Linked DNA regions of Homo sapiens: all the other regions are linked to region 1. Evidence: read pairs that join two places in POLR2A ChIA-PET (ENCODE). Cell type or tissue: MCF 10A. All regions are shown on one strand. Region 1 overlaps BABAM2 (BRISC and BRCA1 A complex member 2). Region 2 overlaps BABAM2 (BRISC and BRCA1 A complex member 2). Region 3 overlaps BABAM2 (BRISC and BRCA1 A complex member 2).

Region 1 (5,000 bases):
CTGAACTTACTTTTCAGAATTCCATTCTAAGTCATGAAGAACCCTTTTGGCCCTGCTCCCAGACTAGTAAAACGAACATCTCAAGTCCCTAGAGGATAAGACAGCTCTCTCTACCAAAATCAAATACATATCTTCTCCTGAGAGCTGGCTGTCTTAGCATACTCAGGACCATCTATTTATCAAAGGACTAAAGAAAAAAACTCTCCAGGAGCACAATATTTATTATAGGATTATCTCAGTGACTCGAGAAAACATGAGTAAGGCTAAATTAAACCATGTTTACTATTACGTTCTATTACTTAAATCCTGACACAAAATCAGCCTAAGAGATCTGGAAGGTCTCTTTTTTGAGAAGACTGATACGGATTTTTTTTCAAGGCAAGAATTTTTTTCTTTAAAATCTATACCTGTTAGTTATACAATTTTTCTCATTGTTTTAAAAATATTTTAAGCATCTAAAATAAAAATTTTCCATTCTGTTAAGATATCAAATTTGGTGGTAAATAAAATCACATATACCAATATATTTAACTTGCTTATTGCTTTTAAAAAACGTATTTGATCCAATTTATCCGAATGTAATATCCTTACTCATTCATAATTTTAAGTAGTATTATTTTAATTTTCAGTTCCCCTCACCCTTTCCCTAGGTCCTTTAGCCAAGTTTCACTTTATCCCAGCCCTTGTAGATCCCAGGCTATCCAAATATTCCAAGAGACCATGTTTGCTGCCAGGCACGCTGTGGGGTAAAGGCAGGGGAGGGGAGGCTGGAGACGCCAACAGGACTATATTAGGTCACATAGGTCACAGAAGATCAAAGTCATATTCCACCTCCAGGATTCAGTTGATAAACCGCTCTTATGAAACAGGGCTCCACCTCTCAGAAACATGAACAGGCGACCATAAAGGAAAGTATCCTCCTGGCTAGCCACAAGGCACAGCAATAAGAAATGACTGTGAAAGCCCACCGCCTTAACATGCACATAGTGTCACAGCTTTCTGCCTCTCCAGCCAGACCTGTCAATGGAGACTGTGGTTGAGCTTGGGCAGGGGCCTGGCTAGGGCCAGCCTGGCCAGAGGGGCTGTGGCTCACCAGCCCTCAACTGATGGAAAAGAGGCCCAGGCCTTAAAGAGTTTAGAGTCCAGGGAGGCAATATGACAAAGGAGGCATAAACACAGGGAAAAAGTGTGGTGCCATTGTGGAGGCAGGCAGTGGCGGTCAGGAAATGTTCCATGGAGGAGGTGATGATTGAGAAGATCTAAGAACATGGGCAGGACTTTAACGGACCCTGTGGGGGAGGTAAATAAACTCAATGTTCTGGTCTAAGGAGCAGCCTGAGCAAGGTATGGAAGTGAAAAAAATACAAGATGTGTTCGGGAAATCACAAAATTCTGCTTGGCTGGACAACAGGATACACGTAGAGTCCAGCCTAGGGTGGAAAAGTGAACAGGACTGTAACACGGAATCTGAATGCCAGATGGAGAGCTGTGCATTTACTTCGCTTGGCAACAGAGAGGCATTGAAGCTTCTCAGCAAGGACATTACAGGACTGGAATTTACTTCAAAGGACAGTGACAGTTCCACATGGATAAACTGAAATAGGAAGGAACTAGAAGTTAAGAGCCCCTCAGGACCCATGGCAACTGGAAGACTGAACTAGGTAATGATAGTAGGCATGACAAGACTCAGAGACATTGTGGAGAGTGGGTTTTTAGTCCAAAACAACTGGCTGGCTAATAGGGGCATGAGGTATGGTCAATGCCTTTAAGATGTACCACCTGGGCACCAAGAAGACAAGAGTGTCATGAATAAAAACAGGCTGTAAAGAAGAAACATTAGCTTATTGGGGGAATGATGAGTTTAGTTTCAGGCCCTTTAAATTTGAGGTGTCAACTGAACACACAGATAGACATGTCTATCTAGTGGTTAGAGAAGCAGATCTGTAAGCAGGGAGAAATGCTGAGATTAGAAATGGGGATCTGGGTGTCATCCACAAACAGGCAATGCCACAAAAGTGTCTAGGGATGTTATCACAGGAAGCACAATTTAGCATAATTTAATGGGTTGAAAAAAGGAAGGAGTAGCAGTGAAGGAGACAAGGAAGGATCTAAAAACTCCAAGTTATGGAAGAAAAAAGCTATATTATAAAACACATGATAGACATACTATCATGAGGATCAGATGGGATGGTAAAGTGAAAAGCAGTTTGAATATTTTAAAGTACTGAACAAATACATATCTGTTATTGTTACAGTATTGCATATTTAATCTCTAGAAAAGCCAGGCTTTCCATAATCTTCCAAAGCTCCTTCTCCACCAAGTCAAATGGAAATGTGATCTCCCACTCTCTTGAACTCTTATAGCACTTAATAAGTATTTTCTCAAGGAGCACTAACTAAGCATCAACCATGGGCCAAGCACTACAGTAGGGCCTTTCTCATCTACCTCCCCACTTGGAGTAGATGAAACTGAAACTTAGATTTATTCCTCTTCACAGAAGATGAAATGAAGCTCAAAAACGTTAACTTAAGCCAAGATTGCCAGCCAATAAGTGAAGGAACAGGGGGCTTCTGATGCCATGTATTAATATGCCTTTTCTATTAATCCACAAGTCACAACTTGCCATATTTGTTCTGATCCCTCTTACTTTGAGGAAATTAAGGAGATGAGCCACATTTCATTTATGCTGACAGCCTCTGAAGCACCTAGCAAAGGGCCTCACATGTGGTTGATTCTCATTGGGTTTCTGTTGCCTGAAAGAACAAACATGCATATTGCAGGTACACAGGCCTCAATAATAGTGAGCGTTCGTGGGCTGGGAAGTTTTGAGTACTCATTTCCAAGGCAGATGTAACTTAACAAAAAGTTCTAAAAACAAATTCTGTACTTGTGAAAGATGCCACCTGGTCTGCCTCAGGGCTGAAGTCCTCTTTTTATGCACAGAGTGGGAACAGCACAGGGAATGAGGAAGCTGGTTGTCTTTAAACCACTCCCACAAAGTGGCTCAAGCCAAGAAAAGGGCCCACACCTTTCGTGGAAGAGTGCTATGCAGACTCTCATGCCCATTTAACCTTTGGGTTCACTACAACAACTGCCAACAGTCTGGGGAAGAGGGAAAGGTAGAGCATGTTTCACGCCAGCTCTGATGATGTAACCTTAAAACTCACAGCTTTTCTGCCAGGGGAAAAAAAAGCAACTGGTTTAGAAACTATTTTTTCCCCTTTTCTAATATTCAACCAAAATCTAATTTGCATCATTGACTACTAGCTTTTTTTTTTTTTTTTTGCATAACTCACCATTGACTTTTTTTTTTTTTTAATTAACAGAACTTACTCGTGTCTAATTCAACGGATTGGTTTTGGTTCCTTGGAAGACAAATGTATAGGGCCAGAAATATGTTTATTTCATAAATGTCCCTTGTGCAAGAACACAAAGTTCTTCTCAGAAGCATTTACTCTGCAAGTCATAGAAATGCGCAGTGGGAGACCGGTAAACAATATGCATCTAAGCATCGTAAGGGCGTGCAGCCACGTGCGGCAGGGCTGCCAGGGACACCAGACAACTATTCCACGACCCTGGGCAAACAGACTTCAGAAGTGGGATCACATTTCAGAGCTTCATCAAATTAGAACACATCTCAGAGTCTTCTACCAATGAATCTGACTGATGTTCTCTTTTGTCAGGATTGTCTAATTTGTAGTCTTTTTAGGGTACAACAAATCAATATTTTTTCCTACATATGATGACAAGACCCAAAAGTAGCCCTTTTCTTTTCCAATTGCTGGGAGTAGTTAACGTGAGTATAATATCTTTGCCTCCTGCATGGACAAGCTGGGACAGAGGAACAGTCAGACTGGAATGGGGTTCCTCCCAGGCCCACGATATCTCTCTATGCCCATGGAGGAGATGGTGGGAATGCAAGCCTTCTCTTGGTAATTTTTACCCAGTGTGGATGGGGCTATTGGTCTCTCCTGAGCCTCTCCCTGTCAAATGCACTGCATGGGGCTTGGGACTTCCTAGAAAGAGCCATAGCAGAAACCAAAAGGAGTACAAGCCTCAGCTAGGGCAAGAGTTTGACGTTGGCTTTGGGCGGGTCCACATGGGATGCTTTTCCCATGACTCCTGAAAGAACTCTCCAAGTCTGAATCGATAATCAATGCTTGGATAGCTCAAAGTTGACAAGATAGTATAAAACACAGAAAATAAATGAGAGCTTAGCACAGTCAGTTCTCAAAACCTATCCCATGACTACAGCCTTCTTGAAATGGCATGTCTGTTCTATGCTCTGAACTCTGGAAGAATTAACCACAAGTATTAATAACTTTAGCAAATATCTAAGCCCTTATAGAAGTCATACCCCAAGTTTACTTCTTTTATGTTAATCTTTCTCTAAAACCTCATTTTGAAAACTTCTACTTAAAGATATAAGAATGTTTGGTAGTTTGTTTTGGTATTATAAACGTAGTTCTACCAAGTGAATTTGTAGCAACCAGGAAAAGTATAAGACCTTTCAGTGAGGCATTTTCCAATATTTTGGTGAGAACTACTTATTCACCTAGAAGACTGCCAATTAGGCAATTGATAACTGTGTATTGCATTTATGCACGGCATTAAAAAAAAGACTTGTTCCTCAACTCAATAAGTAGCTTGCAATTCAGCAAAAGATTTTTAAAAATCCTTATCACCAATTAAAGCTATGATGGGTAGATTATAATATAAATATAGATTATAAGATTAATATAAATTCAGTGTTACAAAGAGCTCTGGGGAAGGCTAGACTAATTGTCCTCAGGGAAAATGGTTGGTAGAGATGGTATTTGAATAAGGCCTTAGAAAAAGTATAGTATTTCAACAGGAAGAGGGGTTAGAGAAGGGCCTTGTACATGGAAGGAGCAGCTTTAGCAAAAGCACAGAGGCAAGAGAGTGCTGGCAATGTAAGAAAACTTCAAGTGCTCAGGTCTGGCTGAAGGAAACAGTATATGAGGGGAAGCAACCGAAA
Region 2 (5,000 bases), 65 kb after region 1:
TTAAAAAAAATGTTTAGTTTCAGATTTGGGTCATGAAATATACAAAATGAATTTCAAACATCTTGGCACAGCAGATATCAAAGACTACTAGGGCCATGTCAAAAGGATTCAGGAGCTAACCTGAAGAGGCTACAGCTGGCCAAAGATGAGAATGAATTTCAATAAGGGTAAGAATTGCAGTAAGTTGAAACCCAAATATATTTAAAGTCATAAGTTCAAATTAATTTAATACATAAATAGTCAACTTGGAAGGATGACAGGCTAATTCATTATCTTGAAAACGGAATAAATAGAAGAAGCATTTATCCTGCCTTTCCTATATGAACTGTAACGCTGGATAACCAAATAGTAGAGAAGCATCTCCTTACAAAATTATTCCAGTTAATAAATGAAAAGAGAATGATAAAATTATAGTATCACCATTTTGCAACCCCCAGTGAATTAATGGATCTAGGTACTATGCACCAACAGCTACTACCACCGCAATAAACAAGTGACAATCACGCAATATGTGCCTTCGGATAAAAGAACACATCACCACCAATAACACTGCCAAAGGAATTGAACTCAGATCTAATTAAGCCTTTCCATCCAGCTGCCAATTGGCAGTAAATACACAGGAACATGCTGAACTGCACAATGAGCCTGCAATCAGCAAAATCTAGACTGTGGGAAACTACAAGTAAATGACCTGAGTTCTTCAACAACAATAATAACAAAACGATAAGAAAAAGAAAGGAATAGAGGAGGAATCTATAAATGAAAAGAGACTTAAAAGACATCGAATTTAAAACAATGGGTAAGACTCAACCATAGTTGAGGGGCAGCTCGGTGATGAAGACAAAGAATGTCGAGGGTTTCTTCCTAACAGTCAGAATGGTGGCTACTTTTAGAGGGAGGAAGAAAGTTGTGATTGGGATGGGGCACATGGAGAGAAGGAAGAACTCTCTAATAAGGTGACATTTGGGGCAGATCTTATTCTCATTTAATAATTAAGAAAACTGAGGCTGGGGGCGGGGGCGTTGAGTAACTTGCCAAGGTTACACAGTAAGTGGTGGTGTGCTATGATCTCACTAAGAGCTTGAGCTCTTGCTCAGGCTCTTAACTGTGATTTAACACCTTTTTTTCTAAAGGTATATAAAAACTAAAGTGCACAAATCTTGAGTGTAACTTTACTTGAGAGTAAAGTTCAATGAACTTTACAAATTAAATAGTTTTGTTCTCAAGGTTTTAAATGTCCATATAAAGAGAGGAATGCTTAACCTCTTTTTGAAAATGTCTTTCAGTGCAAAGCCAACTTGTTGACAAGTTAAGATTGATAAGAAAAGTACTTCAACTTGGGAGGCTGAGGCAGGAGAATGGCGTGAACCCGGGAGGCGGAGCTTGCAGTGAGCCGAGATCCCGCCACTGCACTCCAGCCTGGGTGACAGAGCGAGACTCCGTCTCAAAAAAAAAAAGAAAAGAAAAGTACTTCAAAGACTGCAGCAGTAAGCAAGCTTTACCTGGAGCTGGGGGACAGGAGAGTCAGAAATGAGGCTTTTTTCTTTACTGAATAAAATAAAAACCTCCCTGAGGATTTTTGAAGAGAGCCAGCGTATGGCCATTGGAGGTGAGACATGACAAAGTAGCTTCAATCCACAGAAAAAGAGACATGCATGGGGCATTATAGTAGGAATGCTCAAAGATAAAAACTTGCAGGTTACCTAACAGAGGGGATAGTTTTCATAGCACCCTGAAGCAGGCAGAAACAGACACTAGAAAGCTGTTGTGCAAATTAAAAGATTTTCTTAGAGCAATAAGGAAGACTAGAGTGAAAAAGTAATTTGATTATAGTTAGGTTTAATGAAGCTATTTGAAACTGTGCCTGAGTAGGTCTAGTTCTTTTAAGTTGATTCCACGTAATATCTCAAATTGGATTTGATATATAAATCACAGTAATTAGTAAATATTTGTCCTGTTACTTTAAGAATGAATTTTTAGCATGGTGGCATGTGCCTGTAGTCCCAGCTATTCTGGAAGCTAAGATGGAAGGATCAGTTGAGCCCAGCAGTTAGAGGCTGCAGTGAGCTATGAATTAAACCTCTGTGATCCAGCCTGCGCAACAGAGCGAGACCCTATCTCAAAAAAGAAACATACTTGAATTTTTATAACAATCACAGTAACAAGAATGATAATAAATAACATTCATCAAGAGCTCTGTGGTAGTCTGAACTAACCAGTTACATGTATTAACTCATTTAACCTTCACAGATACTCTTGGAAGTATGTAGTTACAGCCTCACTATTTTTTTCAGATGAGGAAGCCAAGGCATGCAACCAATAAGCAACAGAAATGGAATACTGACATTATTGTGTGTCTGCATTTATCCACTGCTTGCATTTACTCGGCAGTCAATCTTCCCATTGGGCCAATCCTGCTCGAAAGTAGCACCACAATTCTCATGGTAGCAGGGCAATCTTAATGGAATTTAGGAAGAACTAAGCTCTCTAGAAAGAAGGCCTATCTGAAACAGTTCCATTTCAGGGAAGGAAGTGTTAGAAGTAGGCTTAACCTGTAAGCTTAACTTCTGCAACTCTTTAATCCATTATATTCCAAGGATATCTGGAAGTACATTAGATAGGGTATGGCCTGTAAACTATAGATTTCTCTAGTGCAGTGCTTGGCATGTAGTAGGTACTCAACAAATATTTATTGAATGAAAGTGAAAATGAATACATGAGTAACAATCACAGAACATTCCAACATATTGTATAATTTCCTAATACCAAGTAAGTAAACCAGATAATTGCCAGTGGATCCTTTAATTTTAAGCAGTTGTTGAAAAGGCTAACTAAAGAAGGGGATGTAAGAAAAACGCCTGGAGAAAACAAGAGAGGAAGAGAACAAATGCAGGGGTATGAGGTAGCTGAGAGAACCAACAGGCTAATAGATGATGATGAAGAAGCTTTTCTCACTGATATGTAAATATACATGGATAGCTATCTTTATTCAGTTTGCCAGGAGTCTCCATTATCCTGAAAAGTGAAAATGTAATTAAGCTGTACCCCTTCACACTCTCATACACAAACACATGCACACTTATTTTCCATTAAAACACCCTTTGAAATAAAAGCGGAGAAAAAGTCAAAGCAGAATTTTTTAAATTCACGCACTCATTTTTTTTAGTTTTTATCAACCTAGTTATTTTGGGTTGCTATTCACTAAAAACTATAAGATATGTCGGTGTCGGGGCCATATGTTGAAAGTCAACGGGATTCTTTTTCTTCTAGCATTCTCTATCTTTCATTGGCAGGTTTTCTTAGTAAGATCTGTCATCTGGAAGAGCTCATTCTGCACAGTTGATGATTTTCCATAGGTTATGTTTTCAGGCTGAATCATAATCTTTTGTAGTTATAATCTGCTGAAATTCTCATTACACTCATACAATATTTAAAACATTTTGTGTTTTTATTTTTCCAAAATGGAATATAAGAGTTTTTCACCATCTTCACAATTAAACTAATATCAAATTGTCTTGACAGAATCTTTAATTATGGGGTAGAGAGTGATTAAGTTTTATAACTTAAAATCCCAGATCTACCACAGAGTTATAAACTCAGTATTTTATGTATTCTTAACAAAGGCTGTCTGCAGCAGCCAAGGGAGGTCACAAATGTTATACTGCATGCTTTGATTCTGATTTATGGTTAGGATTGTTAGAACTTGTATTTTGTGCCCTCGCTACATATGTAGGTTGTAAATATTGCATAAGAAGATTGGAATGCAATAGCCATAAAAATAATTGCAGGCTATTACATAATCAGAAGTCTGTTCCTATTCTTTATTACGGTAGTCTCATCATACTAAGTAATATATATGTACTGAATAAAAATAGAATGAGCTCTAGCATTATATTCCCTTTTATGTTTCTTTTAGATTTAAGATTTTAATTGCTACAATTGTGGATCACAGTGTTTCTTTAAAAAAAAAAGTAGAAAAAGCGAGGTCCACTCAAATAATGTAAGAACTCATCTACATTATCATTAAATCATTTTACATACACGCATATATTATTTTTTCTTTAAAAAGAAATTTTTTTAAAAAAGGAAAAAAGAAAATTCTTACTGAGTATACACTGTGTTCAGGGCACTGTGCTATAAAGCAAGAAAATACAAAGGTGAATTACACCAATTCTGCCATAAGGAGCTTCAACTCTTCCCAGCATCTGCCCTTCCTTCCTGTTTGTACTGCTACCTGTGGATCACTTCATTTCTAGTTCCAGTAGCCTCCTTTAACCTATGCTCCTTCCCTCCATGTGCCTTCCCCAGTGAAGTCTTAAGGTGCCACTTTGTACCTTGACTGTTTTAAAACCTGACATGACTCTTTAATGTGTACTGATGAAATCCAAATCCTTTAATCTGGCATTCCACACTCAACAATCTTGTTTGTCCTTGAACAGAATTCAAACTCATCCACCTCTGGGCCTTTCCTCAAACTTGCACTCTTCCTGGAGGTGACCGTTGTATAATGCCATATCTGATGGGTAAGATTTCAACAGATAGAAATTGTAATGTGGAGTATTACAGATTGAGGAAGACACAAAATCAAGAAAGTATAAGATGTGTTCAGGTTAACTGTTCAGTATGACCGTGGTATAAAATTGATGTAAGTAAGTAGAAGGGACAGGGACAATATATTAATAACATTCAAGAGCTATTATTATAGATCTGAGTATCTAACTATCTTTCTATCTCTCTGCCTACCTACCTAATACCTGTGTGGTTTTAAAACATGTCCACAAGGGCCACGCGCAGTGGCTCACGCCTGTAATCCCAGCACTGTGGGAGGCAGAGGCAGGCAGATCACCTGAGGTCAGGAGTTTGAGACCAGCCTGGCCAACATGGTGAAACGCCATCTCTACTAAAAATACAAAAATTAGCCGGGCGTGGTGGCACATGCCTGTAATCCCAGCTATTCAGGAGGCTGAGGCAGGAGAATCATTTGAACCCAGTGAGCTGAG
Region 3 (5,000 bases), 89 kb before region 1:
CTGGAACTCTTCCCAGCCATTTGCGGGGCGGGCTTCTTCACCTGCTTCAGGTCTTACTCAAATGTCAGCTTCTGAGTGAGGCTTCCTGAACCATCTATTTAAGATAAGCCCCTTCCATCTCTGGTACTTGGTCTTCTGTGTTGTCGTTTTCTCCGTGGCATAAGACATTCTACACGTATTCACTCATCATCTCCCCCCATGACTCCTCACTAGAATATAATCTCCTCCAGAATGAGGATCTGCCTCTGTTTTGTTCACTTTTATAACCTCATTATTCTTAGCAAGAATAATGCCAAGCATATTAGACACTTAAAAAATATTTGTAGTATTAAAGTCCAATGAATATAAAAAAGAGATGGAAGTCAAATTTCTAAATGAACATTAAAAGCCAATAAATGTATATATCTTTATGGAAATAGTCATTATGGAAAAGAAGAGTTTAACGGTCTTGGAAAGGGATTGGCAAACTTTTTCAGTAAAAGGCCAGGTAGTAAATATTGTCATCTTTGCATCCATAATGCCTGTATTGCAGCTACTTAGCTCTCCTGCTGAAGTGCAAAGGCAGCCGCAGATAATATGTAAATGAATGAGCACGGCTGTGTTCCAACAACATTTTGTTTATGGATACTAAAATTCAAGTTTCATGTAATTTTTACGAGTCATGAAACATTATTATTTAAATATTTTTCTAACCATTTAAAAAATGTAAAAGTCATTCTTAGCTGTGGGCTGGATTTGGCCAGGAGGTTTTAGTTTGCTGACTCTTGATCTAGGATTATAGAAATATTTGACAGTTCTACAGATGCTGAAAGTACGAAAAGTATCCAGGAAGAAATATAGGCAAACCCCACCCCCCTAGAATAGGTTATTAGCAAAAATGAAAAGAGGCCCTTTGGTCAAACTTCTTAGAAGCTATATTCCATCAGCAGGTAAACCACAGGAATTAGCTTTTTTCAGGCAAGGGTGAGGTGAGCATTAGGCAACTCGTGGACTGTGGGAGTTCTCACAACCATACTAGATTGTAACTGTGCAAGAGGGAGCTATTTATATGATTTTGAACGAAGCTTGAGGCATATTCTGGTGCTTTTTAACTTCTATGTTAGGTGAAAAAGCTGCCTACAAAAGCCTTCCTCCCACCCAAAATACTAGCTGTTAGTTGGTGACTGATCCTCAGAAATATTAACATGAATCATATATGCTCTTTTCACAGTGCAAAAAGAGATAATTTTAACACTCAGAAAATGTCATAAACCACACAATAGAGAAGCTATCCAGCCTTCAAATTGTAAATAAATAAAATCCTGTTCCTGCATGGAAGCCTCTTCCTCCTTTCGATTCTGATGCTTCCTCCTCTGGATTCTGATGCCTGCAGGGCTGGCTGGTGTTAACCGTGTTCAGTCTGATGCTGAAGGCAGCCTTTGCTCTCCATCCTTCCTCCCTGGCGCCCACCCTTGTTAGCCCGACTGTCTTTGGGAACCCATAGCACTCAGCCTTGCCCTTTCTCTAGCTGCTGCTCTTCTCACCTACAGACAGCTTGTGGCTGCCCTGTCTCTACTGCGATCAGCCCGGGTTGGCCTAAGCAGCACCAGCTGAGAGCAGGGCTCAGCCTTTATCCAGGCTTCAGGAAAGAACCCCTGAGTTAATTTTCTTCTTCCTACTTGGAGAAACAGGTATTTTTGTCTTTGATCCCTAAGCTCTGTTTTCTTTCTCTTGTTACTAAACAGTTCACTCCCTATCCACTCTCCTTTTTTTGCAACTTCATCATTTTTCCACATTGCACCGTTTGGCACAGGAGAAGGAAAGAACCACATCAAATAAAGGAATGCAACCACAAAAGCTGCCTTGAGAAACAGGGCCCCAGATTTTTTTTTTTTTTTTTTTTTTTGTCAATTTACCGTTTTTGGACTTGTTCTCCCATAATCAAATCCTCCCTATCGTGCTAACAATGTGGTGGTGTGTCAAAACATTGGAATTCTGCTTCAATCAGCAACCCAGAGCTTAATAGGAAAATGAAGCAACAAAATGTTGCTCTTACTGTTAACCTTAGGCTAGGCCTGTCCTTAGGATGGGGACTGTTTGCTTCTTTATGGTAAATGGGCCAAACGTTCAGTTTTGTGAGAGCTTGCATTGTCAGCAGAGGCCCACAGCAGTGTCTTGAGCACCATTCAGGCACGCTTCTAAAGCTCAAGTACCGCAAACTGAAGTACGAAGCATCCCACAATTTAGTAAGCCAGAGAAGAGTTAAGACTAAATTTGTTTGCAAAAATTTTAAAGACACATTCATTTTACTGGCAGCAAGTCAGGGGTCTGGCTCTATGACACTCATGTCTGCAGTTATCACAAAAGGGCTTGCGTGAAATTAAAGTGGTTGTTTTGTTTCTTGTTTTTAAATTAAAAATGTGTGCAATATGTAAACCATTTAGGGACAACAATAAGGTGCCACAATTCCAAACCAAAACATTTGCAAGTCACCACTCTATGTCCTCAGGGAGTATGTGATATAGTTAATGTTTCTAATATTCATCATCAATGAAAACATCAGTTACAGGTAGAGAATTTCTGATTTAGCAATTTTTTAATCTTTTGTGATTAACTGGGTAAATTAAACTGTTTGAAGGTAAGTATTTTTGTTGTTTTGGTTTGGTTCACATGGAGTCATGTGCCACTTTGGTTAATGTGGGAAATAGCCTCTTCTTCAACATCATCTGTTGCATATACAAGCAGTGAGTAGAAGTGTATCTGTCCCTGAACACCAAAGTAGTGTGACCTCCCTTCAGAGATTTCTCTTGGGGAGAGAGGAAGGGGTGGGAGGAGACATACCTTTTCTCCCACCCTTGTTCTAGCATAGCATATTGGAATCTCAGGGTGGAGAAATGTGTTATTTGAAAAGAAGGAAAAAAGCTCATAGCTGGTTCTGATATGGACTAAAAGGACAGACTACCTGACTGCCCCACCCCTGAGAAATGCTGTTTCAACCATACAGAAGGAATCTTCTATCCTCAGAAGTTAAAGACCTCAGTTAATAGGTAAAGTTGCTGCTCTTCTAATTTTGGCAACATTCAGCCTGGCCCCAGTTCTACCTTGAAGAGCCGAGTTATTGGTGTCATTCCAGTTGCCCATTGATCTTCCTGTCCCCTCTGGAGACCTCTACTCTCACTCCCACCACAGCTGCCCAATAAGCAGAGAGTACGATCAAGTCAAGGCGGTGAACAATGAAGGGAAGAAGGGCAGAGCCAGTTTAAGGGGCTGTAGGCAGGTGCTTGCTTGTAAGGACCCTCTCTCCTCCCCATTCTGCTGATGCAGCTCAGGTGCCAAGCCCGGGTGCCTGGCCCTGGTGCCAGCTACTGCCCCAGGAAATGTCCACAAAGGTGAGCATGGGGAGCAGGACACAGACACTGGATGGGGGCACTGTCCCCCTCTGCAGTGTGCTCCCCAAACCAGCTGGAAAGCAGGAGGAACCATTTTCTGGAGCAGACTGGGAAGAGGGAATTGAGGAGGCTATAAGTGTGGTTAGTGTTTTAACAAAAATAAGATATATTCAGTAGATTGCTATCATTTCAAAAACATTTGATCTTACTAAATATCCTGTTTACTTAATAACAGGGAAGTGGGAGTTCAGTTCTGTTAATATCCATCTGTGCAAAACTAGGAATCTATTTCTAAATAACATAATTTATTTACCTGCATCTTTTACTTTTAAAAAATATCCACTAATTTAAATACTATTTTTAGCCAATTCTCTAAAATAGATGATTCAAAACAGCCACAATAGTAACAAGGGCCCACACTTCCCCAGACAGAGTGCGGGGCGGGCCTGCGGGGAAGCAGGGCCAGGGTGCCTCATGGTCCAGGCTGCCTAGAACTCAGGGGAACCTGTACTGAGGCGCCTGATAACTCCAGAAGATGGATGTGTTTGCTTTCTTTAAACCAGTGACACAAGACACAACAGAAAGGGAAAGATTTAGTCAGGAAGAGAAGGGGTTCTGGGAACTGTAGACAAGGACAATGCCAATTTAATTGGCCAAATATAATTGAGGTTGGCCTAATAACTTTTTTGGAAACCACTTTCTTGGTTGCTTGAGAATTTGGATTGCTACTGTTTTCTTAAGGCTTCAAAACCAAAACACTAAACATGTACTAATAGAGCAGTATTAATAGCACAAAGGGGAATGCAAACATGACTTATGAGAAAAGTTGTATGGCTGGCCCATAGCTATTATCTCCTGCCCCTGCAGCATGTGAAGGTATCAATACTGCATCCATGGCATCAATGGGCCGAAAGTAGTTTCGCTCAGACTCACGTGGAATCACATGTTGAATATTCATAGCTTCACTTCTGGAAGCTATGACTGTTTTACCCTGTATGGCAAATGGGACTTCGGTGAGATGTGATAAAGGTTAAGGACCCCGACATGAGGAGATTATCTTGAATTCTCTGGTTGGGCTCTCCATCAATCTAGGCCTCTTGGTGTAAGGATTCAGTTCAAGACACTCTTAACTCTCAGGATTCCTAGTACTCTCCAAAAATAACACTTCCACAGAACCCTGTGTAGGCATTTAGAGTCTTAGAGGAGAGGGCAGGGAAGGGTTCACAACTTCTGGGCCATCCGGCAAGTGCTGAGCATGAGAATATGTAAGGTCCACCACAGAGCTTCCGGCCATTCGATGGGGCCCCAGGCTCACATCAGCACCTCCCTTTCCCAACAAGACCAAGACTGCTTCTCAATACAGTCTGGGGCTAACTCAGGACAACTTGCTTTTCTGGATGTTTCCTCATTTCATTAGGAACCAACTTGGGATCAGGGTCACTCTGGAGCAAGGCGAGCCCTTAAGTTCGCTCCCATCACATTCTGAAACTGTTAAGCTGCAGGCATGCTCATTGCCTGAACAACAAACACACCAACCCAACTCTAGACTTGAAACAGAGATTGGGCATATTCTGAGTGACTTCTGCCTCCTAGGCAGGCGAAGGACTGAAGACAAACACTGGAGAGAATAAA

What was found. ChIA-PET counts read pairs that join two places held together with the same protein. Peaks named below come from ENCODE experiments on the same cell type or tissue, not always from the same donor. Only the 100,000 strongest peaks of a DNase experiment are listed, where the experiment ranks them.
Region 2: POLR2A ChIA-PET joins it to region 1 with 16 read pairs; 3 of 35 experiments call an interaction of 5 or more read pairs at or near these places.
Region 3: POLR2A ChIA-PET joins it to region 1 with 35 read pairs; 2 of 35 experiments call an interaction of 5 or more read pairs at or near these places.

The regions. Positions count from the first base shown.
Region 1 is chr2:28,132,491-28,137,490 of GRCh38, reverse strand. All of the region lies in intron 7 of BABAM2 (BRISC and BRCA1 A complex member 2), which reads right to left. Among named protein-coding and RNA genes, the nearest start is that of MIR4263, 140 kb to the right of the region's middle. RefSeq lists a silencer at 1,902-2,102. In MCF 10A, no CTCF peak of the experiment used is centred here; DNase peaks (open chromatin) are centred at 50 and 3,040.
Region 2 is chr2:28,067,014-28,072,013 of GRCh38, reverse strand. All of the region lies in intron 6 of BABAM2 (BRISC and BRCA1 A complex member 2), which reads right to left. Among named protein-coding and RNA genes, the nearest start is that of MIR4263, 73 kb to the right of the region's middle. In MCF 10A, no CTCF peak of the experiment used is centred here; no DNase peak of the experiment used is centred here.
Region 3 is chr2:28,221,737-28,226,736 of GRCh38, reverse strand. All of the region lies in intron 7 of BABAM2 (BRISC and BRCA1 A complex member 2), which reads right to left. Among named protein-coding and RNA genes, the nearest start is that of BABAM2-AS2, 86 kb to the left of the region's middle. In MCF 10A, no CTCF peak of the experiment used is centred here; a DNase peak (open chromatin) is centred at 1,946.